Linked DNA regions of Homo sapiens: region 2 is linked to region 1. The links are chromatin loops, found by intact Hi-C in ENCODE. Cell type or tissue: GM12878. All regions are shown on one strand. Links, peaks and the distances in the headings refer to the core of each region. The heading gives the core; the rest is flanking DNA.

Region 1 (5,379 bases), core at 237-5,236:
ATGTCTTATAAGCACTTCTGTGAAAAGCAATTCTTTGTTCTTGGGTTTGCCAAATTTTAGGCACACTTCACTGGGTGATTTTCTAAGAGCTCGTGGAGATCAAAGTGAATTAGGAGGAAGAAAAACTTGTGGAAAGGTTGGGGAAGCACTAGAACAGTGGGCTATTGCACAAACAGCAGTGTCTGGTATGAGGCTGGCATCATAGTTTCCAGGCTCTGTTCTGTTTGCTATCTCCAGCAAGCCTCCTTTTGCAGATGAGAAAACTGAGGTCGGGCAGCTTTGTGACTTTGGGGATGATGTTTTAGAGACCCCATGACAATGGTAGGGCTGGGATACAGACGCATGTGTCCCAGTGCTCTGGCCCCATGACGTGTGAACTCCACCCACCATCATAAAGGGCACTGTCTATTTGGAAGTCCCCCGGTCCCTAGCTGGGCTCCTGGGATGAAGAGGAGGATAGGGAGGGACATGGCGGGTGTAAGCTAGGGTCCTGTTCTGCCTGCTACCCTGGGCTGCAGGGAAATGCTGGTAAATGTTTAACAACTGACACCCTTCCCCACCAAAAATAAAAAGCCCCAAGTTATAGCATTTTCCCACGTCTGTGGTGTTAATTCTCTCCCATCCCGATTCTGAACTACCAATGAGAGACTGATAAGTGCACATCTGGAAAGAGATGCTCCCACTCAGCAATAATGATGCTGTGGGGTGGGCACCCTGATGTTGGTGTTCTGCTACTACACCTGTTGGCCAAACCCCCCAATGTTTGTGAGAGAGCTAGGGCAGAGTGGCTGATGGCTGGAGGATTACGGAGACTAAGGGGACACAGGCTGCTTGGTGAGGGGGCTGCCCCGAAGGCAGTGATGTCACTCTGAGGCAGGAGAGGGCTGAGGCTGCATGTGCTGACCGGTCCCCCGAGGAAGGGCTTTAGAGGCTATCCTGGCAAGGAGCGCTAACGACCTCCCACCCATTGCCAGGGACCTCAGTGACCTGTCCATTGTCACACAGCTAGCAGCCGCCGCATTCTGAGCCTCCAGGTTCCGAGCTTGTGAACCAGCTCTCGTTCGCTCAGAGGCCTCAAGGGCGGGATGCCTGGCAGCTCCCTTCCTACCATGGGCCAGAGGCGGAGAAACAGGTGCTGACTGGAGCTGGGAAATGACTCCTCCCTCGGCCCGGATGGAGTGCTTCCCACTCCCGCACCCCACTGGAATCCCACCCCCCTCCCTGAGACCCAGGAAGTTGCTGGAAGAAAGGAGGAGAGGACAGGATGTCCAGGCAGGTGCAGGGATGTCAGGGGATGCCCCTGGAGTGTTGCAATAGCCTCCTGGGAGTACTTTCTAAAAGCATGGCTGAGCCAGGCCGGCATGGGCTTGTGGGAGTAGGTGATTCCGGGTCTCCTGCCTCCAGGGCCTGTCATGAGGACTCCACAGAAAGTGACTCCACAACAGTGGGACTCAATGAGCACCTTTGGGAACTTATCCCCACCTCACCTTTAACATTAAAAAAAAAAATCACATCAAAACAGAGTGGCAAACTGGTAAAAAGTACAGATACTGGAGCCCCACTGCCTGCACCCAGGCTGCAGGAATTTCTAGCAGTGTGATACTCAGGACACTAGGCAACTTGCTTCTCTCCCCCACCTCAGTTTCCCCATCTGTAAGATGCTGATGATGGCGGCTGACAGTGCCCATCTTGTAAGGTTGCCACGAGGATCAAATAATTTTATATATATATATATATATATATATTTTTTTTTTTAGACCGAGTCTTGCTCTGTCACCCAGGCTGGAGTACTGGGGCATGATCTCAGCTCACTGCAACCTCCACTTCCCAGGTTCAGGTGATCCTCCTGCCTCAGCTCCCCCAAATAGCTGGGATTACAGGCATGTGCCACCACACACAGCTAATTTTTGTATTTTTGTAGAGATGGGGTTTCACCCTGTTGCCCAGGCTGGTCTCGAACTCCTGAGCTCAAGTGATCCACCTGCCTCGGCCTCCCAAGTGCTAGGATTATAGGACTGAGCTACCGCGCCTTGCGATTATAGATACTCTTAATCACACATGCTGGGAACAGTCCCTAGCAGGTGTGGAAATCAATAAATATAAGCTACTAGAGTATTATCTGTATTAAAGTGGGTGGTCTCTGAATACGGGTGCTCCTTCAAGCCTTTTGCGGGGTGGCTTGTTTGGAGGGAGGCTTTACTTGCCGTTCTGCCTCCCAGCCAAGCTGCTCCGTGTTGGACCTGTGCAGGCAACGAGGGGCTGAAATGGTGCTTAATGGCAGCATGGCGTGTCCTTTACTCCAGGCTGTACGCGGGCAGCTCCGAGATCTCCATTTCTGAGCCTCTTGCTCCACTGTAGACTTGGGAACTACTGCTTCTGCTCCCCCAGGTGCATCACCGTCTACGGGAGGAGGATGCTGAGGGGCAGTAGGACTTGGACCTGCCTTGGTGTGACTGGCCTTGGAATTCCAGATGTGCCACTTCCAAGCTCTGTGACACAGAGCAGGTTACTTCACCTCTCTGAGCCTTGGTCGTTATTGTTGATTGCTCAATGAGCATTTATTGAGCACCTCCTTTGTGTGGAGTTCTATTTTAGGTGTGAGAATTAATAGATTCACATAGCCACTAGTCACTGTTACTTAGACATGGCTCTGGGCCTGAGAGAACGTGAAATCTATTAGGGAAAAGATCACTAAATTGATGATGGTCAAGCGTGCACAAGAGTGGGAAAAGGTCCTGGAAGGCTCTCCAAAGGACGGGCTGCATTTCAGGGAGAGATGGGAAGCAGCCTGCGGGATCGGGGTACCCTGGAAGGGTGTGTGAGGGGTGGAGGGTGAAGGTGAGGAGGCAGGTGGCACAGCTGTAAAAATGACACAGTGTGAATGCGTGGGGCTCAGGGCAGGCACGCCAGCTCCCAAAGTGTAGGGCCATGCACTATGTTATGTGGTTTAAGCAGATAACTCATTTCATCCTCATAAATCCTCTGAACTAGTCACAGTATTTGTAACTCAATGTTACAAATTACAAGTAATGATAAACCACAGCCTGCCCGAAGGTCACAGAGCCAGGACATGCAGCATGGGCAGTAGGTGGGCTCCACTCTGAGCCCTAGGCTTCACCACAAGGCTCTGCTGCCTCCTACTGTGTCTTCCTTTCTTCCTGCCATGTTGGAGGAACTCAACTGGGAACCACTAGCCGCAGTCCTGAATGGGCCCTTTCTTCCCATGAGGACACCTGGCTGGAGGTTGGGGCCCAGAGGAAGTGGAGCGACAGCAGGTGTAGAATGGTTTCTGTTTGCTTCTCAGTTCTGAAGTGTTTCCTCTGATAACATTCACAGACAGCAGCTCTGCTGGACAGTTACTGCCCACCTGGAGGGCTTGAGGTGCTCTGTGTGGGGAGGTGGAGGAGGGGAAGGGGAGGAGGAGGAGGAGGGGAAAGGGAGGAGCAGGAGGAAGAGGAGGGGGAGAAGGAGGAAGACCTTGAGGAGGAGGAAGATAGGGAAGAGGAAGGGAGGAAGGAGAGGGAGGAGGGGGAGGAGGGGGAGGAGGGTGGATAAAGAGGAGCAGGAGGCAGCCATGCCCAGTGCCTGAGCAGGACCTGAGTGTGCTGTTCCTGAAGGTATTAGGAACCTCGAGCTTTCTACACCCCAGCTTCCTTTGGGTTGAGGTGTTCCTGAGACATTCACAGTGTCAAGGGCAGCCCTCCTTCGTGACGCAGGGGACGAGATACCATCGGAACAGGAGTATATTTAGAAGACAGGAAACCAGCCCTCCAGCTTGCCCTTGATTTTACAGCCAGCGTTTTAGCCTTGTGAGCACCCCCGGAATTGACTGAGGCTGCAGGGCACTGTGAGAGGCCCTGCAGCCACCCATGTGGCCTCTTCCCCTTTTCTCCTCTCTGCCTCTTGGCCTCTCTGCTGTCTCTCTTTCTGTTTCTATGCTGTGCTGGCTTTGCTGGGGTTGTCCCAAAGTGATGGGGGAGAAATGACATTTTACTTGGAACTGAGTCATTTTGCTGGATTTTTTCAGCTGCGTTCCTGATTAGTAAACCTGTTTCAAGAATGGGAAAATGCACGGGGCTATTTTTAAGTGTTCTCAGCACCAGTGTCCCTAATTCCTAGAACAGACATCAATTGCTTTTCTAGTCTCAAATGCAGATAAACATGCGGCAGCGACATGACCTTTAGCAAAGTAGACTTGCCTACCAACAGTTTGCTCATCTGTAAAATGGGGCTCACACACCCTACCTCATGGGCAGAGGAAGAAATGAGACAATGAGCACCTGACCCCCCACACAGTGCATATTGCCTATGGGTGTTTAATGTGCTGAAGGTTCCTCTGGTGGTTTTTTTCTGGATGAAACTGTGCCAAGACCAGCCCCAGGGGAACTGGTGAATCCCCTGGTGTGCTAAATACAGGTGTGTTTCTTAGTTTAAAATCCGCCTTTGGTCGGCTACTGGAGGAATCATACTGAAACTTGTACTTAAATCATCAGCTGGGAGAAAAGTTGGTAACTCCTGCTCAGTAAATAAACATTTGCCAAGCCCTCCCGTGCTAGCTCTGCACAGACAGATGGAGAGGGAAAGGGAGGTCACACAGCTCTGCCTGAGAGCCTCCATGAAGGGAAGGAGGTGAGCACAGAAATGAGGACCAGGCAGTGAGAATTGTGGGATGGGGATGGGGTGCCTGGCTCTACTAGGGGAGTTTGGAAATGGCTTATCTGCAGGTCTCATTATCCATGGTTGAAAGCTAGAGGACACTCCAAAATGCAGCAGTAGTGGAAAGACTGGGGCACCATACGCTGTGAGGAATACGTGACCTTCCAAGAATGAAACACATTTATGTGGCTAATTTAAATGACAGCCGTGATCAATTTAGTGTCTGTTGAGTGCTAGACATCGTGCCCAGTGGTTTGCATGTACCTCCTCATGGGATCTTCACAGCAGCTCTGTGGGGCTGGTACTGTCCTCATCTCCAGATTACAGATGGGGCCAAGATACTTGCTCAAGGTTGGACAGTTAAGAGACAGCAGAGTGGGGTTTGAATGAGATCTGTGTGACTTGAAGTTGGCTCTGCCTGTGCTGGCACCTGGCTTCCCTGCTCAGAGGATGGGCTCACCCTTCTCCCCTGGCCCATGCCAGCAGTGAGGGAGGCATCCTAGGTTCCCTGGTCTCTCTTGCTACCATGTCCAAGCAATGTTGAGTCCGAGCTATCCCGCCTCCCTCAGCGCCATCCTAATTCTGCTTCTCATCCCCTCCCCGCTGCCCCACATGGGTCCCGCCTCACCCTCTGTCTCCTGGCCTCCTGCAGGAGCAACCTAGGTGGTCTCCTTCTGGCTGTTCCTCCTCAAACCCATGCCTTCGTGGCTGTCAGTGAGCCCT
Region 2 (5,379 bases), core at 315-5,314, 1.1 Mb after region 1:
GCTTTTAAAATTTTTTTCTTATGCATTTGTCCAGAATGAAATCCCTTGACACTATCACATTTGTCCCAGACACAGCTTTTGGACAAAATAGCCTTTACAGATCATTCAGAGGAATATTCATTGAGCAGTAAGTGAATTACAGTCAGTCGAAGCTTGCATAAATTACAGCTTCTGAGTGAAGGAAATAAGAAGAAATACATGATGAAAGCTGAGGCACATCAAGAAGCCCATCACCTAAGATTATTGTATCTCATGACATATTCCCCTAAACATGCTTCTCTTGGCTTCCCCTGTGCCATAACATGTATTCTATGAGAAAATGATAATAATTCTTGATTCCTCATGCTGACCTCCACATTTCACAGGTCAAGTAATGTTGAACATTTTAATTCCCAAAATTGCCTTCAATACATCCTTTCAATGCACTATCTCTCAACAGAGCAATTGAATTTTATTCTCCACCTACCCCAACATATGCACACACATTTGTCTCTATTGTCTTTGTGGTCAGCCCTTCACCGTTGTATTGGCAGAAGAATCTTCTACGTGACAAACTAATTGAATCACTGCCTTGGTCAAAGTCCTTTAGTAATTCCAAATTGATCAAAGCATAAAATCCCCAAAAGTGAAAAAATGTCCCCACATTCTGTTCAAATTGTCCTTCCATCCTTATTCCCAGAACGTTAATGTTTTAAAGAAACCAAGCTGCTCGCTCTTTCTAAAGCACATCCTGTCCTTTCACTGGGCTTATCCTGAACGGACCAAACAGAATGCTCTTCTTTCTCTTCCCCACCTGCCTGAATCTGGAACTTTTTTCTGTTTTCTCAGGTTGAGTTAGTTCTGCCCACCTTTGAGTATCAACACTTGACATATGCCAACCACGAATGGTCCTGACACCCTGATGGGAATGACTCTCCTGTTTGCTTCACTCACAAAAAATGAGCTCTTCCATTTAAAGGGCCATTTCACTTTCAGTTGTTATTGAAATATTTCATTAAAAATATTTTTGAATGAATGGATGGATGAATCTTGAAAAAGTTTGATTAAAATATGGTGCCAGCAGTCAGTAGCAGTTATGTTAGTTGGGGAGTGAGTCAGAGTATTGAAGGTCTCTTCCACACGGTCCCTACATAGTGGTCTTCCTGGCCTTGACCAAGCCTCCCATCATCAAGGGGAAATTCTGCCATTTCTTCATCATCATTTTCTTATCTGTAGGCCCTAGTGTCTAATGACATCGGATGAACCAGATGCTTAGTTTCTCCAGTAATGTTTTTGTCCTTTCTTGAACAAAAAGTTGTATAATGTTACTTAATCATATATGATTTTTTAAAAAATTGTATAATATTACTTAATCATACATGATTTTCTTAAAAATCATATAATGTTACTTAATATACATTCTTTGTGATGGGACAAAAATGGCAACTTTATTAGAGGAAGAGTTAATGTAAAAACCAACAATCTATTCTAGTTGCAATCCTCATTCAAAAATTCAAATCAGCTGATAAAATTGACATAAATTTTCAGATGTAAAACAAAGACATCTTCATCCTCTTAGTCTCCAGATAGATATCACTCGCCTGGAAAATTTTCTCTGACTCCTAGATTTGGGAGAAACTCACTGCTATGAATTGTCCCAGCACCCTGTTCTTACCATGCGACTCATAATAGCGGTAGCTATTTATTTCTTGTCATCCTTCCATACCTATCTAGGAACTCCTTGGGAGAGGGACAGGATCTTCCTAACCACTGTATTCCTCATGCCTAGTACAGTGATGGCACCCAGCAGAATTTCAGTAATAGGATTTAATGAAAGAACAAATGAATAGAGTTTGCTGGTAGAAAACAAGGCTAATTTTCAAACTTTCCCTGCTGACATGAAGAAGAAGGTATTTTCTTTAGCACCAACATGGTTTTTTTTAGCGCTCCCCAGCACTAAAGTGGAAATATGACAATGTACAGTTCACAGGAAGTAGATATTTCACACTATGATTAGTCTTTTTGGGTTGTTGACTGAACCAATCTTAGGACTTTAAAAGTCATAGGAATGCTGTAGCCCTATAACCATGAGTTCATGGCTGGCTGATTAGGCTCCTGAGACTAAAGCAACAGACACACAATCAAACCTCCTACTCTTGCTGCCTAAATTTTATTTATTATTTTTATTTATTTATTTATTTATTTATTTATTATTTTTTGAAACAGGGTCTTGCTCTGTCACCCAGGCTGGAGTGCAATGGTGTGATCTCGGCTCACTGCAACCTCTGCCTCCTGGGTTCAAACAAGTCTCCTGTTTTAGCCTCCTGAGTAGCTGGGATTAAAGGCGGCTGCCACCACGCCTGGCTAATTTTTGTATTTTTAGCAGACACGGGGTTTCACCATGTTGGCCAGGCTGGTATTGAACTCCTGACTTCAGGTGATCCACACACCTCACCCTCCCAAAGTGCTGGAATTACAGGTGTGAGAAAACATAAATGAAAACTGCAGTAAAGTAAACAAAGCAAAAGTGACAATAAGGAGTTGAAGGCAGCTGAGAGTTGAAAGTGTCCTGCAAAAGTCTCAAACTTTGCCGTTTTACTCAGAGAACTCTCTAGAGCCCTGGTCTAAGGTCCAGACAGACATGGTATTATCTGACTTTCTGTTCCCAAATCCCATCTGATTACGTTGCAGCCTCAGTTCTTTATCTGCTTCCCAGCCTATGTGGGTTTAGTGAATGACTGGCTCCCTGAAAACCCATCAGTCCAGATAGTGCCTTTCAGGGGAACCTCTTTCCTCCCAGGCTTGCACAGTGTATTTCAGCTGGGATGCCTCCTGATGACTCCCTCTGGCTGGTTCTGCTACATTCGCTCACTAACCTTTAGATACTCATTCATTATTAATGCAAAAGTGAGTGGTCATTGCCGAGTTGCAGTGGAAAGTCACACTTAACTTTCAATGCCATCTTCCTCTATTCCTGAAAGATGCTATTAGAATTAGGCAGGATGTTATAAGCTGAGAGAACAGCAAAGGAAAAGCATTTGCCTGCCTTCCAACCTCTCATAGCAATGATTAGAACACATTAAGGATTCTTTTCATTCTAGTAAGTATTTTTCTAGGTTTGCTCGAAGACCTAAATCAAGTTAGGGTAGGTTTTCGTAAGTGCCCGTGGTTTGGGCTGAAACCGAAAACTGATTCAAATGATGCAACTATTATGAAAGTTTTTCTGTAATAAAGTAATCATAAAATTGAAATTATGAAATGACTAGTGTTCACTGCCTTTCCATTTTCCAAGTAATTATCTGACGCTTCTGGGGTTTAGCAGATTTTTCTGCTAAATTTTTATTAAGATGAAAAAAGAAACATTTGTAAATAGCACCAAAGGTAGGATGTATTAAAAAGATACAGAGATGCTCAAAAGGCACTGAAATAAACTCTGTTTAATTTCTACTGGGGTCTTGCAAGCTTTTGGACACCCGAGTCAAATATTAAAACAACATTAGGGATTTTTTCTTAAGTTCAGAAACCCCCACCATCTAAGCAAAACATTTAAATTCTATTTTGGCCTTTGTTAGAGTTGGAGCATCATCAAACAGTACTTTTTCTAATCTGACATTTTAGAGGTTGGCAAATAATGACCATGAGCCACATTCAGCCCACTGTCTGTTTTTCTAAATACAGTTTTATTGGAGCACAACCACACCCATTTGTTTATGTCTTATCTGTGGGTGCTTTTCACACCTCAATGGCAGAGTTGAGTAGTTGCAACAGAGACCATATGGCCTGTGGAGCTGAAAATGTTTACTATCTGGCCCTTTACAGAAGAAGTTTGACAATGCCTGCTTTAAATAAAATATGCATTCTATTAGCTGGAGCTAGGCTTTTACAGATTATTAAAATATAACTAAATCCAATCCTTAACTTTCTGAGCTGCCATTACTCCCAAATATATTCCATTTGTGGCTGATAAAAACAATGTTTTTTTATTTTCTTTACCTCTCAAAAAATGCACTGAAGAAAACCTAACATATCAGAAGACCTGTCTATGGAAAAATAGGGGGAAAAGTCTCCTAAGAACAACCTCAGAGGGTTTTTAGAAGAGCAAACATTGCCCAATTTGTTCCCAACCAGTCCCATTTCTGTTGGTAAAATAAGCTCACAGCTTCAGTCATTACTCTTTGGGCCAGCAAGATCAAAGATGTGTTTATGTGAATGTGCCAGGGAAGGAGACAAAAAGCAGAGGTTCTCCACCATGGCTGCATATTGGAAGCACCTGGGAGATGAAGACAGTTCGAAAGCCAAGTCCCTCCCCAGGCCAATTAAATCAGAGTATGTGGAAATGTGGCCAGGGCAGCAGAATGTTTTCAAATTCCCCAGGTGGTTCTCCATTGCAAATAGAACTGAGAGTCGCTGGGTTCCAGTAAGGAAGGGTGCTATATGGAACAAGGACGTCACTTAAATTTGGGGGTTTTCCTTTCCACTGTAAAATGAGAGGGTTGAAATGAAGTTCTCTGAGGTCATTCCCGTCTGTGATTATAAGTGCAGTTCAATTGAATTAAGTTAATTTCCCCAAAAGAGGAAGCATGGAGCATTTTGACACCTTCTGTTATGAAGAAATATGTGGAATGGAAAGTGTTCAGAGCACGAATGGGTTCACTGCCGTGGGAACATGGGAAAGAAGGCTTGACGGTATTTCTGCTACTACTCTGTGGTTCAGTACTTCAGAAAGAAGAGAAGCCAGAACTTCTCTGGGACCTGTGTCAGACGCATGCTGTTACTCCTGCTGGCCTTTGCAGGCACCTCCAGTTCTGGTGGTTCACTTTTAGTTAACAGACAATAACCGAACACATGGTCTGAGGCTCACACTGTGCAGAGAGAGGGTGAAGCTTCTCAAGGGTGAATATTTTCTCTAGAGGAAAACAATGATGGGATAGATTCTGGTTCTGCTGCTTACCAGCTGTGAAAGATGGGATTTATTCATTCTCTCTAGACATCAGTTTTCTCATCTGCACAATAAGAGTAATAATCATCTCTCTATTCTGGTATCCTACAGAGGATTAAATAAAATAATGCATCAGAAGGCTTGGCAAAGTGTCCACCACAATGTAGGCTAAACAAAGAGTATATCATCATTACAATCATTTTCATTATTATTACTGTAATCATCATGATGTATTGGCAACACACAAGTGAATCAAAGGTACTGGCTACCAGTGATTTTCAATTTGTGGTTACAAATGACACCTAACAGGGCTGACTTTGTTAATATTTGAGGGGCTCTATAATAGTAAGATGGGAAGGTGTCTTTCTGTATAAAATACCTCAGACATTACGAGGGAGCCAGGCATGGTGGCTCCCGCCTGTAATCCCAGCACTTTGGGAGGCCAAGGCAGGTGGATCACT

Evidence for each region. Hi-C counts contacts between places; a loop is a spot of excess contacts. Peaks named below come from ENCODE experiments on the same cell type or tissue, not always from the same donor. Only the 100,000 strongest peaks of a DNase experiment are listed, where the experiment ranks them.
Region 2: it touches region 1 in a loop (3-fold over the local background); 2 of 110 quality-filtered maps call a loop at or near these places.

The regions. Positions count from the first base shown.
Region 1 is chr2:8,513,987-8,519,365 of GRCh38, reverse strand. No RefSeq gene overlaps it. Among named protein-coding and RNA genes, the nearest start is that of LINC01814, 67 kb to the left of the region's middle. RefSeq lists enhancers at 3,909-3,958, 4,159-4,268. In GM12878, for the core only: a CTCF peak has its summit at 3,130; DNase peaks (open chromatin) are centred at 3,165, 3,825 and 4,385; H3K4me3 peaks cover 2,077 bases; H3K27ac peaks cover 2,796 bases.
Region 2 is chr2:7,435,649-7,441,027 of GRCh38, reverse strand. The region is part of intron 4 of LOC100506274 (a long non-coding RNA gene); the gene reads right to left. Among named protein-coding and RNA genes, the nearest start is that of LINC01871, 290 kb to the left of the region's middle. In GM12878, for the core only: no CTCF peak of the experiment used is centred there; DNase peaks (open chromatin) are centred at 2,884, 2,887 and 3,663; H3K27ac peaks cover 216 bases.